Linked DNA regions of Mus musculus: region 2 is linked to region 1. Evidence: chromatin loops called from intact Hi-C (ENCODE). Cell type or tissue: heart. All regions are shown on one strand. Links, peaks and the distances in the headings refer to the core of each region. The heading gives the core; the rest is flanking DNA.

Evidence for each region. Peaks named below come from ENCODE experiments on the same cell type or tissue, not always from the same donor. Only the 100,000 strongest peaks of a DNase experiment are listed, where the experiment ranks them.
Region 2: a loop joins it to region 1, with 4 times the contacts of the local background. A loop is called at or near these places in 13 of 42 quality-filtered maps.

Annotation. Positions count from the first base shown.
Region 1 is chr15:93,271,800-93,279,805 of GRCm38, forward strand. Gxylt1 (glucoside xylosyltransferase 1) reads right to left here and starts at 3,380. Exons shown (of 7, transcript NM_001357006.1): 1 at 3,077-3,380. The coding sequence starts at 3,282. In heart, for the core only: no CTCF peak of the experiment used is centred there; a DNase peak (open chromatin) is centred at 3,532; H3K4me3 peaks cover 3,300 bases; H3K27ac peaks cover 1,774 bases.
Region 2 is chr15:93,394,508-93,400,890 of GRCm38, forward strand. Zcrb1 (zinc finger CCHC-type and RNA binding motif 1) reads right to left here and starts at 3,827. Exons shown (of 8, transcript NM_026025.3): 1 at 3,656-3,827; 2 at 2,663-2,748; 3 at 1,080-1,108. The coding sequence starts at 2,746. It overlaps Pphln1 (periphilin 1), which reads left to right and starts at 3,843. Exons shown (of 9, transcript NM_175363.4): 1 at 3,843-3,954. In heart, for the core only: a CTCF peak has its summit at 3,929; a DNase peak (open chromatin) is centred at 3,844; H3K4me3 peaks cover 3,450 bases; H3K27ac peaks cover 2,016 bases.

The sequences.
Region 1 (8,006 bases), core at 1,388-6,387:
TATAATAATAAATCAATCTTTGGGTCAGAGTGAGAAGGGACTGAATGAGTGGGGTTGACCAGAGCAAGCAGAAGTCCCAAAAATTTAATTCCCAACAGCCACATGAAGGCTCACAACCATCTCTACAGCTACAGTGGACTCATATAAATAAAATAAATAAATGTTTTTTAAAAAGATATACTTTCCAAACAAAAACTATGCAGGGAGAAGAATTTTAATAGAAATAAGTATTTAGCCGGATGATGGTGGCGCACACCTTTAATCCCAGCACTTGGGAGGCAGAGGCAGGCAGATTTCTGAGTTCGAGGTCAGCCTGGTCTACAGAGTGAGTTCCAGGACAGCCAGGGCCACACAGAGAAACCCTTTCTCGAAAAACCAAAAAATAAAAAAGAAATGAATATTTATACTTTAAGATCTCTAAGCCAAAACTACACTGTTTTGTGAGATGAGTATCTCAAAAAGCTCATAATATTAGTTACTAGCTCTTCCTAAATACTATGCTAAGTATTTGGGCTGTTTTTGTATGCCTCCCTCACCTGAAAATCCTCCTGTCCCATGTGATGACTGACGTCAGGGATGGATGGGGCCTTCGGTGATTAGACCATAAGGGTCAGTGCCCCAAGAATGACATTACAAGAAGCGGCTATAGACCTGCCTGGCCATGTGAGCACACAGCAAAAAGGTGTGAGAAACAATGTATCACTGCTGTTTCCATCTGCACAGACTGTAAAAAGGTGTGAGAAACAATGTATCGCTGTTGTTTCCATCTGCAGTCTCAAGTTTTGCTACAGCAGCCCACATAGCACTCAACAAAGCTATGAGAAGCCACGGCAGCGTCCAATAAGCTAGCGTGCAGGTGTGGCCCTGGCGGCACAAGCCTCACGTAATGACACAGAGTGAGGGCCTTCCCTCCCTAAGTACTCTTACTTTCTCCAGCACTCACTGCCCCAACTCCCTTTCCTTCAAAAACAGATCCAAGGAAGGGGAAACAGCAATGCAAAGACATAATGGTCAAATCTATCTCTCAACTGTCAGCGCTTCTCAGTGTTTGTCTGCATTGTAACAATAGCTCATGGTCAAAACACAGAATACTGGCATCCTAGTTTACCAGGTTTCTGACTAGGTCCCAAAGAATAAATTTGCTTCCCAAAGGGGGGGGGGGGAGAGATATATGCTTACACCTGAAAATTAAAACAATCACCATATCAGCTAGTTTTATGGTGCCAGGTACGGCACTAAGCAATCTATGCAACTATGTCACTTCAGTCCTCACAAATGTTCCACATCTAATCAGGAAGTCACACACCCAGTACGTGGCAAAGTAAAGTTGGTGACTCAAAAGCCCTCTCCGTCTCTCGTCTTTACATTCTCAGTAGTATATCCTACCAATGTCGACACGATTCAGCAAACATGAACTGGAGGTCTAGCCAGTCTGAAAAGAAGTGACGATCATTTCAGAATGTGCGTCAAAAATATCAAGCTGTTGGTACTAAACATAGGTAACTCTTGTCGATTATACTTCAGTGTAGCAGAGAAGGAACCCTGTGATCAAGGGCGCCTGCAAAAGTGACTGGATGGAGGCACGGGTTTCTCCAACTGACTCTACTACTCTCTCTAACTCCTGGAGGGGTTGAACTCGGCACCTGACAAGGCAAGTCCCTTATGGCTGGGATACAAACTCAGTCCTTGGTCTGTTGAACCTGGGTCTCATTATGCAGCCCAGGCTGGCCTGGAACTCCCAATGAAAACCAGACAGGTACTGAATTTTCCATCCTCCTACCTTACCTCCTGAATGCTGAGAATACAGGTGTAAGCCACCAAGCCTAGTTTGAAATAATCGTTTCAAATAGGATATACTAGTTGAAAGGAGATTTCTCTCAAACACTGTCCTTACCATTTAAAAATGTTTTCCTTCCAAGTTGGATTTTTTTTCCCCAAATACTTCTTATGTAATTCTGGGCAATTAATACTTTTGTTTTGTTTTGTTTTGTTTTGTTTTTTGAGACAGGGCTCCTCTGTAGAGCCCCGGATATCCTGGACATTGCTCTGCGGACCAGGCTGGCCTCGAACTCAGAGATCTGCCTATTTCTGCTTCCCGAGTGCTGAAATTAAAGACATGCACCACCACCGCCAGGCTTTTAAATGTGTAGCCCAGGCTGGCCTCGAACTCATGGTCCTCCTGCCTCCGCTCTCCTCGGCAAATCCTACTGGGGGTCTGGGGGTGTAGGTTGTAGGCAGTGGAACCTGAGAGCACACCTATACCCCACATTTCTCTGACTACAATCAAACCATAAACCAAGAGCTCACTATCTCCATGCTAGCTTCTCTTTTACCCGCTTCCCGCTGGAAAAGACCATCAACTCTCAGATGCTACATAGACAACAGCTCAAAGTGGATGTACTCTTTTTACAATTCCTGTCTTCCACTCTCCAATTAGTTGGTCTCAGAACTGCCCAAACACAGGAATCCACCAAGGAGGCAGTGCGAATTAAGTAAACTGCCCAAACAGTTTTCCATTTAAATTTCATGATTCTAACCGTGGCAGTGACTTATGCAAATCCACCAACTCATTATGCTGTGTTATAAATATTCATTTCTTTTTTTTTAAAGTGATTTCTTCATACCTTACTCCTCCCATAGATATAAGCATATTAAGTATCACTCATGTTTCTGAACTTCCTTTACGTTTCCAAAAAAACGAATATTTTCAAAATAAAAATTCACAGCTCGCTTTATGCCACATCCAGATTTCTTTAGCTACGGCTACTGATAAAAAGCTAAGATTTAGGCGGAAAATTTAGACACCTGGGAGGTGGAGGGCTCAACTAGGGCGCCAGCCTGATTCTCAAATTACTCAGCTTCGACTCCATGGAAACAGGAGGGAATCCCACTAGCCGCAGTGTAATTAGGATTTTGTGGGACACCACTTACTTCCAACGAACCTTTCAGAAAGTTGCAAAGCGATTCAATTTCTAACTGGTCTAACACTGAATCTGAAGCCAGCCAGCCAGTGCTCGGTGATGGAGCGGCGCGTCCGGCCCTCCCAGACCTCCACTCCCGGCAATGCGGCTCATACCTGCCCGTCCGGCCCGGGCCCGCGCTGCCCGCGCCTCTCCCCGTGCCGCGTCCACCGTCCGCCAGCCAGGAAACTACCGCGGCCTGCGGCCTGCGGCCCCCGGCAGCTCCTTCCTCCAAGGACACCGCGAGCTGGCTGAAGGCGTACAGCAGCGAGCAGAAGCCGCAGGCCAGGCACAGCCCTACGACCCGCAGGTAGCGCCGCATCCCGGCCCGCGCTGCCGCCACCGCCGCTGCCGCCGTCACCGCCGTCACCGCCGCCGCCGCCGCGCCCGCCCGGGCGAACTACGAAGAATCGCAACGCGCAGCCGCAGCGTGACCAGCCTGGTTCCCGCCCCTCCCCGCTCCGCCCCTCCGCCCGAATCCCCGCCAGGTCCCACTCGGTCCCATGCCGCCCAAGCCCAGCACCCCACACGACACGCCCCTAGCCCTGCCATGCCCCGCCCCGCTCACAGCCCCTCCCACATCCGGCGCAGGCCCCGCCTCTGTTTCAAACCACAGCCCCTGCCTGGTATTGTCCCGCCTCCGGGCCACGCCCCAACGCCCGGCCAAGGCTCCGCCTCCGCAGCGCACCCGGAAGCGGAGCTGAGCGCTGGCGCTCTCCCGGCCTTCACGCCGAGCCTTGAGATGGATGCTGGTTCCTCTTTACAGATTGCCCGGCTCTGAGCTGTGGACAAGTGTAGCGAAAGAAGCAGGGCTGTAGGCCCTTGCCCTAAATCTGCGATTTTTCTTTGCGCAGTTTGTGGCGCTGGGCAACTTGAATTCTCAGGCATCGCTGCGTTGACTAAAAAGAAACCGTGGTTACCGCACTTGCTAACTCTTCCTCGACCCATCCTGCTCCTCACGGACCTCAGCGTCGGGTCTAAAACATCTGTGCTTCGTGGGATGTCGTAAGGCGGCGGTAGTGCAATGGTGCTTTGCTTGCCCATCCACACAAGGCTGGGAAGGCAGCCTTATTAGACGTTGCTGACAAATCATTTGCATACCCAAAGCAAAACTGGTCCTCTCCAAACCCGGCCTCCCTTCCTTCCCGCCACACTCCACGCCTTGAGCTGGGTCACGCTGAAGCCTCGTAGGGACCTAGGGACGGGGAGGAAGGCAGATATTGAGAATGTGCAGCTCGGGGACTTTGGTACGGGAGACCTGTGGACGATTTAACAAAGCTTAAACTCTATGATTATTCTTAGTCCCTTAATAGGCTTTCGTTGACCAATCGTGTCATACCCAACATACTTTTGGCTCAAAACCTTTAAAGCAACCTCATCGAATCAATGGTTTCCACCATTCTGAAAGCTTAAAATGTCATTAGATGAGATCTGACACCTGTCAGTTTTTCCTGTTTGCTATAATCAATCTGATGGTCCAACCGGTATCTGGAAACTGCCTTAACTTCTGACTTTATTCTGTATTGGAACGTGTTATTCCACCCAACCCGAATCCATGTTCCCAGGCAATACACACGCCATTCACATCTGGTGCAAAAGCTCTTATTCCCTTTTGAAGAAGGCTGTTGTACAAAGACAGGATAGCCACCGGGTGTGGACACGCCCCAAAGTGAGTCGCTTGTACCTTCCAGTTAGTATAGCAGAGTATTCCTGAGCGAGGGTGGCCCTCTTAAGAGAAGGAATTCTAGACTGAGCGAGCAATGAAAGCGGCTCTCGTATTCAGGAGACTGAGAAGCGCGATGCCAGGATGAGTCCGCAAGAAAGGACTCGGGGAGTGGTTAAGACTGCAGAGAGGGATAGCAGTTACTCTTGGAAACTCTTGGAAGTTTGAACTTGATCTGCTTGAAGGTTTTTAAGGAAGGAAGGAAGATGATCACATTTGCATGTTAGAGAGCGAGTCTGGTTGGAGTGAAGGCTGGGACAGAGATGAGAGATTGGAGTAAGCGAATCCAGAGCCAAAACTGAGACTTAAACACTTAAAAATCCACTTAAAATGCACACAAGATATACTTGAACACACTTAACCTGCACATGCACCTAAATACATGTAAACAATTAAATGCTTTAGATGCACGCTTAAAACACATATTTTTAAAATGCACTTGAAACAAAAACATTTAAAATACAAGTAAAATGCACATATTTTAAAAATATACAGGCAAAACCACACTGAAAAGCACACACTTAAAACTAGATGCATGCACACTTAAAAGTGCACACACACGTCATGAGAAAAACCTCGCTATTGAATTGTTCAAGTTGCATCTGGGTCACTGAGAAGTGTGCCCACAAAGGACAATGTGAGGGACAATAACAGGCATAAAAGCTCTCATTCCCTGGCTCTATGACCATGGCAAGATCACCTGATGAACTATGGGCTGTTTCCATCTCAGAAGGATTAAATGTCATGCCTTAACTCCCCCCCCACCCCCCAAAAAAATCCAATGAACAACGAAGATGTATAAGGAGAAAAAAAAAAACATACATTTGTTCATTCAATAAATATTTATTGAATATTTTCTACATGCCAGACAAGAGGCTCGGATGCACAGTATTCAGGAATAAAGGAGTGTCCTACCCTCAAAAAGGAGACAGGCCAGTAAAAACAAAGAGAATAGTACATCTTTCTAACACACCTTACAATTCTCAGAGAAATAAAGATAAAAGAGTGCAGAGAATTACAAGAGCACTAACAAGAAGGGAGAGTTGGAGGACATGGTACCAGCTAGAGTAAAGAGTGAGGACCCAGGCAGAACGGCCCATTTCAAAGATACTGAGGAAAGCTGCCTCAATGACTGACACCTGTAATTCCTGCACTTCGGAGGCCAAGGCAGGGTTACCACCACAGGTTCAAAGCCAGCCTGGTCAGCATAGTGAGTCCCACATCAAACTGCGTAACACACTGTGGCCCCATTTTTTAAAAAAGGGTGTGTGGGGGGGTAATTGCTAATACTTTTTTTTCCCCAAGAAACTACATGTAGAAAGAATAAAGAGTAATCTCTCAACTCACAGATCATAAAGCATAAAGGGAAGCCAGCCAACAATGTATGCGAAGAACACACAGAATAATCATGTTCTTCACAGGGGGGTTCACGATCTTTTAATCCTATACTTTGCAAAAGATGTTGTTGCAAAAAATTAAAATTAAAATTAAAAAAGGCCATCTACAAATGAGACCGTTTATACTACCTACACACCAAGCAGCCCTGGCTACCTGGAAGCTGAGGGAGGAGTCACTGCATGTTGCTCTCTAGCCAGCATTCACCTGCTTCTTCTTTTTTTTCCATTTTTATCTTCCTAAATTGACTTTTGTTACTGAAAACAACTTTACCTATTTCAACATCGAGTGGACATTCCCTTCCTTTCTTTCACGTATATATTACAAGTAGATCTCTAGGACAACAATCTTTAATTTGCCGGTGACAGGCTGAGTAAATCCAAATTCTCAACTCAGCAGAATGAGTGTGAATGGAAGAAACAGGATTTAAGTAAGGTCAGGCATATTCAACGCGGTGACACTGTAGACAATGACAAGGAATGGAGTTTGAAATTAATATGCAAAGGTTTTTTTTTTCTCTAAAGTTGGACAAAAGATTTGTATGAGGTAGAAAACTGATTCTGGATTTAAATCAAATATTAAGAATCTCTATTTTAGAAGGTCCTGGGCTAGAAGAGGTTTGAGTGCATACTGCTCTTGCGGAAGACCAGAGCTATGCTCCTGGTACCTATCCTGGGAAGCTCACAACCACCTGTAACTTCCACTCCAGGGGATCCCATGCCGTCCTCAGGACTTCACATGCATAGATAGACTCACAGACACACACACACTAAACACACAAACACACACACACAAACAAACAAACATTTAAAATGGTGGTGCTCTCTCTTCTCATTTTCCCATCCATCCCTGCCACTCAGATATGTATACAGTCCTGTCCAGTATTTCCTTCCAATTTCTACATTTGACTTCATTTAAAAAATAAAGAAGTCATCTTTTAGGCAAATGCTCTTACCCGTGTCTCAGGGGCTGCAATTACAGGTGTCCGTCGTCTCCTGTCCCCTGCCCCCTGCCCAATATTCTATGTAGACATAGCAGTGTTTTCATAAAGAGAAACTGATCTTCAGGTAGCTATGGGTGTGCACACCTCTATTAGCACTGGGAAAGCTGAAATTGGAGGATTCCAAGGTCTGGCCAGCCTGGGTGATGTAATAAGACCCTGTTGCCAAAGAAAATCCAAAATAAAACCTGAAAGTGTGGCTGGATGTGGTGGTGCATGACCTTAGTGCCAGCCACTAGGAAGCAGAGGCATGTGTCTATCTGTGAAGTCAACCCCTGCCTTGTCTACAAACCAAGGAGAGCAACACAGAAAGACCCTGTCTCACAAAGAAAAGGGAAAGTGCCCGGCAGCTATCTTCTTCTGAGCCAGACACATGGGCCTCTACATTTTGTGTCTCGGCCTCTCTTGGGCCTGTGCTGTGACTCTGCACACTCAAGCTGCTCCACGTGAAGACACGCTTCCATTTGTTCTGCCTTGGCTTCTCTGCTCGATAGCTAGTTTCTTGGGGTGCAGTTCTCCCCGCTTTCGCTTCCCTCCCCCACCAGCAAGTAAGCCGGATCTCTTCCACTGTTGCTCTAACTGTAAGGCAAAAGCAGCACACACGAGAAGCCTAAAGGATTAGGCCTTGGTCTTCAGTTTAGTTCTGGATTTTTCGATGAAACTCTACAGAGAAGCGGTGAGCAGATGGGAGCTTTCTTCTGAGTCATCAGATGAAAACTAGGATTCAACCTTAGGGCCTAGGCTCCTCCTAACTCAGGGAAGGCGGCAGCGGTACTGCATCCTTGCCCTAAACTTACCTTTGGCTTATCCTCACACATAGAAATAAAACCATTTTTTAAAAACGTATGAGTATTAAGGGGCAGAAAAGATGGCTCAGTGACGGAGAGGGATTGCTGCTCTCGAAGAGACCTGGCTGGGTTCAGCTGCC
Region 2 (6,383 bases), core at 1,384-6,383, 120 kb after region 1:
TGAAGACAGTGACAGTGTACTCACATACATAAAATAAATAAATAAATCTTAAAAAAAAAAAAGACCTTAAAGAAAACAAACCCATGACACCCTCCATTCTACTGGCATGCAAAAAGACAGAGTGGCACTGTGTTCAGATGCAGGGCGTGAAGGGCTCACTTATGCTACTCCTCTGAGTAGACACTATCCCAAGAACCGTAGACCATCCTGACACAGACTTCCTGTGCATCCAGTCCTTATGTATACCTAGCAAAATCCACTTGGCTCCCAAATGGTCTCTCAAGGATCAAAAGCCTTTCTATCTGACTGTCCTGTTCTAAGTTTCTTCCCTGGTGCAGTTACAGATTTCAGTCTAGCCACGTCAATTTGCTCTCATCTCAATTGGCCGAGAATAACATGAAATTGGTACACAGCATAGGGAGTTATCTGGAGCTAATGAAGACTGTAGCACAGTCTGACAGATTCGATTAGTCCTGAAGATGCGCCCCAAGGATTTTTAACACGGTGCTGTAGCTACTGCTTTAAAACCACAAATGGGCTTGAAATCACAGAGCTTCTTAGTCAGGAGTTACGACTGGGTTCACTGTCAGTCTCTCCGTAGTTTGGGGGATAGCTCATTATACACATGTCAACGGAGGTTAAGAACAGTTCAAGGGCTAACATACCAGGTGGCAAACAGGTGGCATGTCTACAGCCAGATCAGAGGTTTGGCTACAGATATTCTTTGACACGGCTTGGCAGCACTATGAGCACCAAGATAATGTCCCTCAGGTAAGACTGTCCCCCTAGACATTTCCCAGTAAGCTTGACACCACACAAGAACTAGCTCTGAAAACCTTCAGGGGCTTAATAGGTAGTTTAGAGATTAAGAGTATGGCTAGTATGTCTCAGGCTCTGAGACTGTTTCTCAGCACTGTAAAAGCAATACTATTAAACTAGTAAATCCTTATAGTACACGGTCACTTATGATTTGAAAACTGTCAAATGTTTATGTACATGGGAAAATAACTGAACTATATGTAAAAATGTTAACAATAGAATCTTTATTCAACCAAGTATTTTGTAATGTGAATACTTACTTTACAACTTTGCCATACTTGGAAAATATCTGAAATAAAAGATCACAGAATAATTATAATTTAAAATGTCACCAAATTAAATACTCAGATTGTATTTACTGACCAGATTCTTTGTTATATTTTATGAAACACTCCAGCCATTAGCAGCCTATACAACCGACTTTCTAACAAATATCGCTATACCTGGGGGACTGAGGAGGAGGACCACGACACAGGGCAACACAGCAAGACACTGATTCACCAAGCCAAAGAAACATTTTCTAAGTGACTAGAATAATACAGTTACTGGAGTTACAAGCTTCAGTTCCTAACTCCCTCCAGGGAGTAGATGGGGGTGGGGGACCACTCAGCATGTCTAGATCCATGGCCTATACACTAGGCAGCAGCTGGACTTCTGATCCAATGGATCTGTGGGGCCAACAAACCCACCATAGCTCCAGCTGGTCCTGTCCTTTTATTATCAGTGTTGTCAAATAAAACCATACCAGTGAGTTACACAATCTGCCATCTGAGGACAGACAGAACTCTCACTGCAGATAATACTTTCCTATAATGAAAAAAAAAGCTTCCTGTAATGAAAAACCCATCTGCAGCCAGCAGTGATGGTCTATGGCTGCAATCCTGGTTTTCAGAAGAGCAAAGCAAGAAGGTTTGAGACGAGCCCAGGCTACAAAACAAGACTTGATGCCAAAGATCAAAAACAAAGCAAAGATCCTTCTACTTCTATCGGTGGGTGCAGAACTCTTCCATCCTTACTTAGTATTCTGGCCTCGTCTTCCTTTTACTTCTACATATAGTTGCCCATATATTGCCCAGATCTATATTCTATAGATATATACATATCTATATGCTTATAATTCTGACTAATTATTTAATACACAGAAATAACACCCTCCCCCAAAGGCTTTTAGAAGATCCCATCATATGCAGTCTAATATTGAAATTGTGGGCCAGACATTTAGCAACATTGGATTCCGAGGTCCAGCAGTTTCCTATGGGATTATAGCTTTCTAACGGGTTCTCCATTGATTCCTTAGTTCATGTGGTACTAGGGAATCAACACAGGGTTTTGTGCACGCAAGACAAGCATCCTACCAACTATACTTCACCTCCAGCCCCCAGGTATGTTTTAAATAAGGTTATTTCTTATCATTCAGTCTAAAATCTCACCTCCAAGCCTAATTCAGTATCTCTTTTCTCTTTCGTGAGATGGGGTCTAAATTGTCCAAGCTGATCTTCCTACCTCAGCTTCCCCTGTGCTGGGGTTACAGGTGTGTGATAACTACTCTAGGCAAGTGTTCCACCACTCAAGTACAGGCGGCAGAGGAAGGCAGATCTCTGAGTTCTATGATAGCCTGTTCTACAGAGTGAGTTCTAGGCCAGTCAGGCACAGAGAAACCCTGCCTCGAAAAAACACACAAACAACAAATTCTCTTTGGGAAATTAAAACAAAATTGAAAAATTTCCCACTAAAATTTGCAGAAGATATCAACTAAAAATTTTCCCAGGGAGCAGTATTTTTGCTTAAGCTTCAGATTGTCTCTAAAGAAAGAATCCATTAGTTAGATGTACATACAACTTACCCGGTATAAATCATTGTTTGTTAGGGAGAAAGGCAAGTTGGATACATAAACTGTGCTTTTACTTGGCGCCAAGCCACCGCTCATTTCTAAAACGGAAAAAAAGGAGACATTGGGAATCTTACTCCAAGTAGAACCAAACAAGGACCATCACTGACTTAATTAGGGTAGAATTCCTCAGGCTCCATTCATTTAAAGAGATTAGAGTACCAGTGTGGGTAGGGTGTGAATTACCATATTCCTTTTCTAGCAGCGGGTGTTAAGCCTTTTAGGGCTGCGGTGCGATTGAAGAGGGGTTTTAGAGAGATGGAGAAGCCACAAGGCTATTTTTAACGCCTTCTTAGGGTAAAAGCGGAAAAGATGTTTCCCAAGGATTCGCCCACCTCCGAAAGGGACACCTGTCTACCCCGCCTCTTTTGTTCTTGTTTTTAAAAAAACTCCTGTATCTACGTCTGTATATATGGATTACTGATATAGGTAGGCCATGACGACAGAGACTCGGTTTTGTTAAGCTTGGGGTAGTTTCACATTTTGATAAAGTTCTTTAGATTTTTAAATTTCGTGCACAACCAAATCATGAAATGACACTCTATTACATGGATTACCTACTTTGAATGGGACATTAACCTGTATATTTATCAATGTGCTTAGTAATCAACGTCACTGTTAAAACTCTGCAAATTACAGGTGAAACGATCGCGTCGGTCGGCAGCAAGTGTTAAGAACCCCTATGAATGACAATGGACCCGGCACCCCGGAGGGCGCCCCGCTGGCCCAGTAGGAGGATTATTCAAAAAGCCTTAGCTAGCCAAAACCTGCTTGTCGCGTTTCCAGTTTCTCACTCTGAGAAATGCTAACCCCGGCTGGACGTTCCTGGGGCCGGAGCTGGGGTCAGGGTCGAGGCCGAGGCCGAGGCCGAGGCCGAGGCCGAGGCGGAGGCCGAGGCGGAGGCCCGGGCCGCGGCCGTCTCCTGGGCCCGGCGCCGTGGGAGCTTACCTTCGGCGCAGAGGCGAAGCGGAGAGGATGCGAGCCCGCGGCGGCTTCACCTCCGGCTGCCTTCCGCGGCGCGCAAAAGCGCGGGCGTCCGCGAACGCAGCGCGGTGCAGCGCTCCTTCCGACTCCCCCAAACCCCGACGGCCCCGGGCCGGAGGCTGGCGCGCCGGGCGACGTCACCGCGCGCGCCGGAAGTGCCTTTAGGGCGAGCGGACGTCTGGCTTCGCGGGTTTCACCGGCGGCTGAGGCGGCGGCGACAGAGGCGGCGGCGACAGAGGCGGAGGCTCAGCAGTGGGACGTAGGTGAGCGAGTGGCTCTCCGCAGAGGCGCGAGGGGCGCATGCGGCCGGCGGGCGGGCGGGCGGACGTTTCCTGCGGCGATGGAGATGTGCTTTATTCTGGACTCCTAGTGGAACCTGGAGAGGGACTCAGTGGATGCGGGAGGAAAGCGAAGTGTGGAGGAGAGTGAGACCCAGGTTCCGCTTCTCGGCAGGAGTTTAGTAAGCAAAAGGGGAGTTCTCAGCCAGGCAACTTCAGTGACGCCAGGTCAGTCAGGAAGTCTGGGTTTTTATCTTATTTTTTATTTTTTGGACCTAACCGACTCTGTAATAGGCACTTTGAGAGACGGACAAAAGAGTGCCAAAATAATCCACTTGCTGTTGAGAATGTCAGTGTGGCCGGGGAGACAAAGCCCACGTGGGGACAGTTGGAGTCACACAGTGACCCATTCTTGAGTACTGGCACGGACAGATGTTCAGCTCCATCGTCCCGTTGTTTATTACTATTTTTTCCTTTCTGAAAATATGGAATGGGTACGCACTGATTATTTTTTTGTTTTCCGAGACAGGGTTTCTCTGTGTAGCCCTGGCTGTCCTGGAACTCGCTCTGTAGACCAGGCTGGCCTCGAACTCAGAGATCCCGCCCGCCTCGCCTCCAGAGTGCAGGGATTAAAGGCGTGCACCATCACCGCCCGGCTACACTGATTATTCTTTAAGAGCTCGTCGTTTCTACAGAGAAATCCGAATGCTTATTTTGCCCGGTAGTTTAAACTTAACTTCTACCCACCAGCACGTACAGACCAGGCCTGTAACTACTCCCTGGGAACCTGCGTGTCAGCAGCCCGGAGCCCAGAGCCTGTCGTGGAGCCTGCACAATCAATCCTGACTGAAGCGGAGGGACGAAGTGCAATCCACCCAGGGCGCCGCTGAGTTTTGAGAGGCATTAATTCCTTGGCGTCCACCAAGGGACCACTGGGACTAATTCTCATGGCAAACTTGTGGCCAGCCCAAACTCCCAGGCTTCACATCCCGGTTGTGCTTGGTTATCGCCCACGATGTAAGCCCCTTTGGTCTTCTAATTGTTTGAGCCTTAACTCTCCGCGCTGTTTCGTGCTTCCTCTCGATTTGGGGGTACCACTGCTTCTCCTTCCTTAGTTCACCCTGAGCGCATCGTCTGTGCTCCTGGAATCTTATTTTGTCTGCTTAGCAAACACTTATTAGCCTTGTTTTGAAACTGTCTTGCGTTTTCTGACTCTTTAACAAAGCTGTGGCTTTTGCCTTTAAATTGAACTTTTTTTTTTTCCCCTGACATCTGGGTTTTAAGATTTGGTGTTGCTCCATCTGTATCGAATTGATTGCATTTCCTTGATTTTTTTTTTCTTTCAGTTTTTGTTCTCATTTTTCCTTTTGGTCCTATGATTTCCCTGCCTTCTACCTCTTTCTATTAATATAATCCCCATCCCCTACCCCCCATCCCCCCAAGCAGGGCCTAGAACTGGTGATTCTCTTGTTTTGCCTCAGCCCTCCTACGTTCTGATTACTGGCCTTCCTCGGGCTTAGCCCAGCTCTTATTTTTGAGTAGTCTTTCCCTAAGTTCCCAAAGTTAGGTTCTTCTAAGCCCCCTCCAGCAGGAGCCAATTGCTTCCTGATTGTGTCTTTCATCTTGAATTTAAATTAAACGCTGAGGGTGGGAGTGTTTGTTTTGCTTATCCTTGGAATGCTGCTGCTGTTTGCCGTTTTTAGAGGTTTTAGGTAGTGAGTGAGTGGGTGGCAGGATCCGGTCAGGTCATCAGCTACTTAGGAACAACAAATGGCACATGGGTAGTTTGTGTGGAGTGATTTCAATGTTGCTAGGTCATGCAGTCTATTCAAGAAATAGTTCAAATACAGCCCCCCCCCCCCCCCCGTAAATTGTCTCAAATTAAACAGAGATCTGCCTGCTTCTGTCTCTCAAGTGATTGAAGGTGTGTCCTATACCCACTCAAATACTACTAACCCCCCCCCCCCCCCATCTCAGCCTTTTGTCTGTGTAGCATCTGGCTGTCCTAGAACTCATTTTGTAGACCAGGCTGGCCTGGCCTTAAACTCAGAGATCCAACTGCCTCTGCCTCCCAGGTGTTGAGACTAAAGGTTTATATTATGCCAAACACAAGGTTTATATTTCAGATTTTTAAGTGTTTTTTCAGATAAAAGTCACACGTTGCCTATTAATTACTACTTTTAGATCTTTTAGGTGTTGGGACAGTCTGGTGATGTGTTTTTAGAGAGTAACAGCTTTGTGAACTGAGCCATGGGTATGGATGGAAATTGAAAGAGAATAGGAAGACTTTGGAGAGATCCAGGCTAGCCAGTGTGGGGCTTGAGACACAGGTAATGCTTTTTGCCTGGAATAGGTTAGGTGAGACAATTACCAGAGACTGTGGAGGGTAGAGAAGTCTGAACTTAGGATTTCTA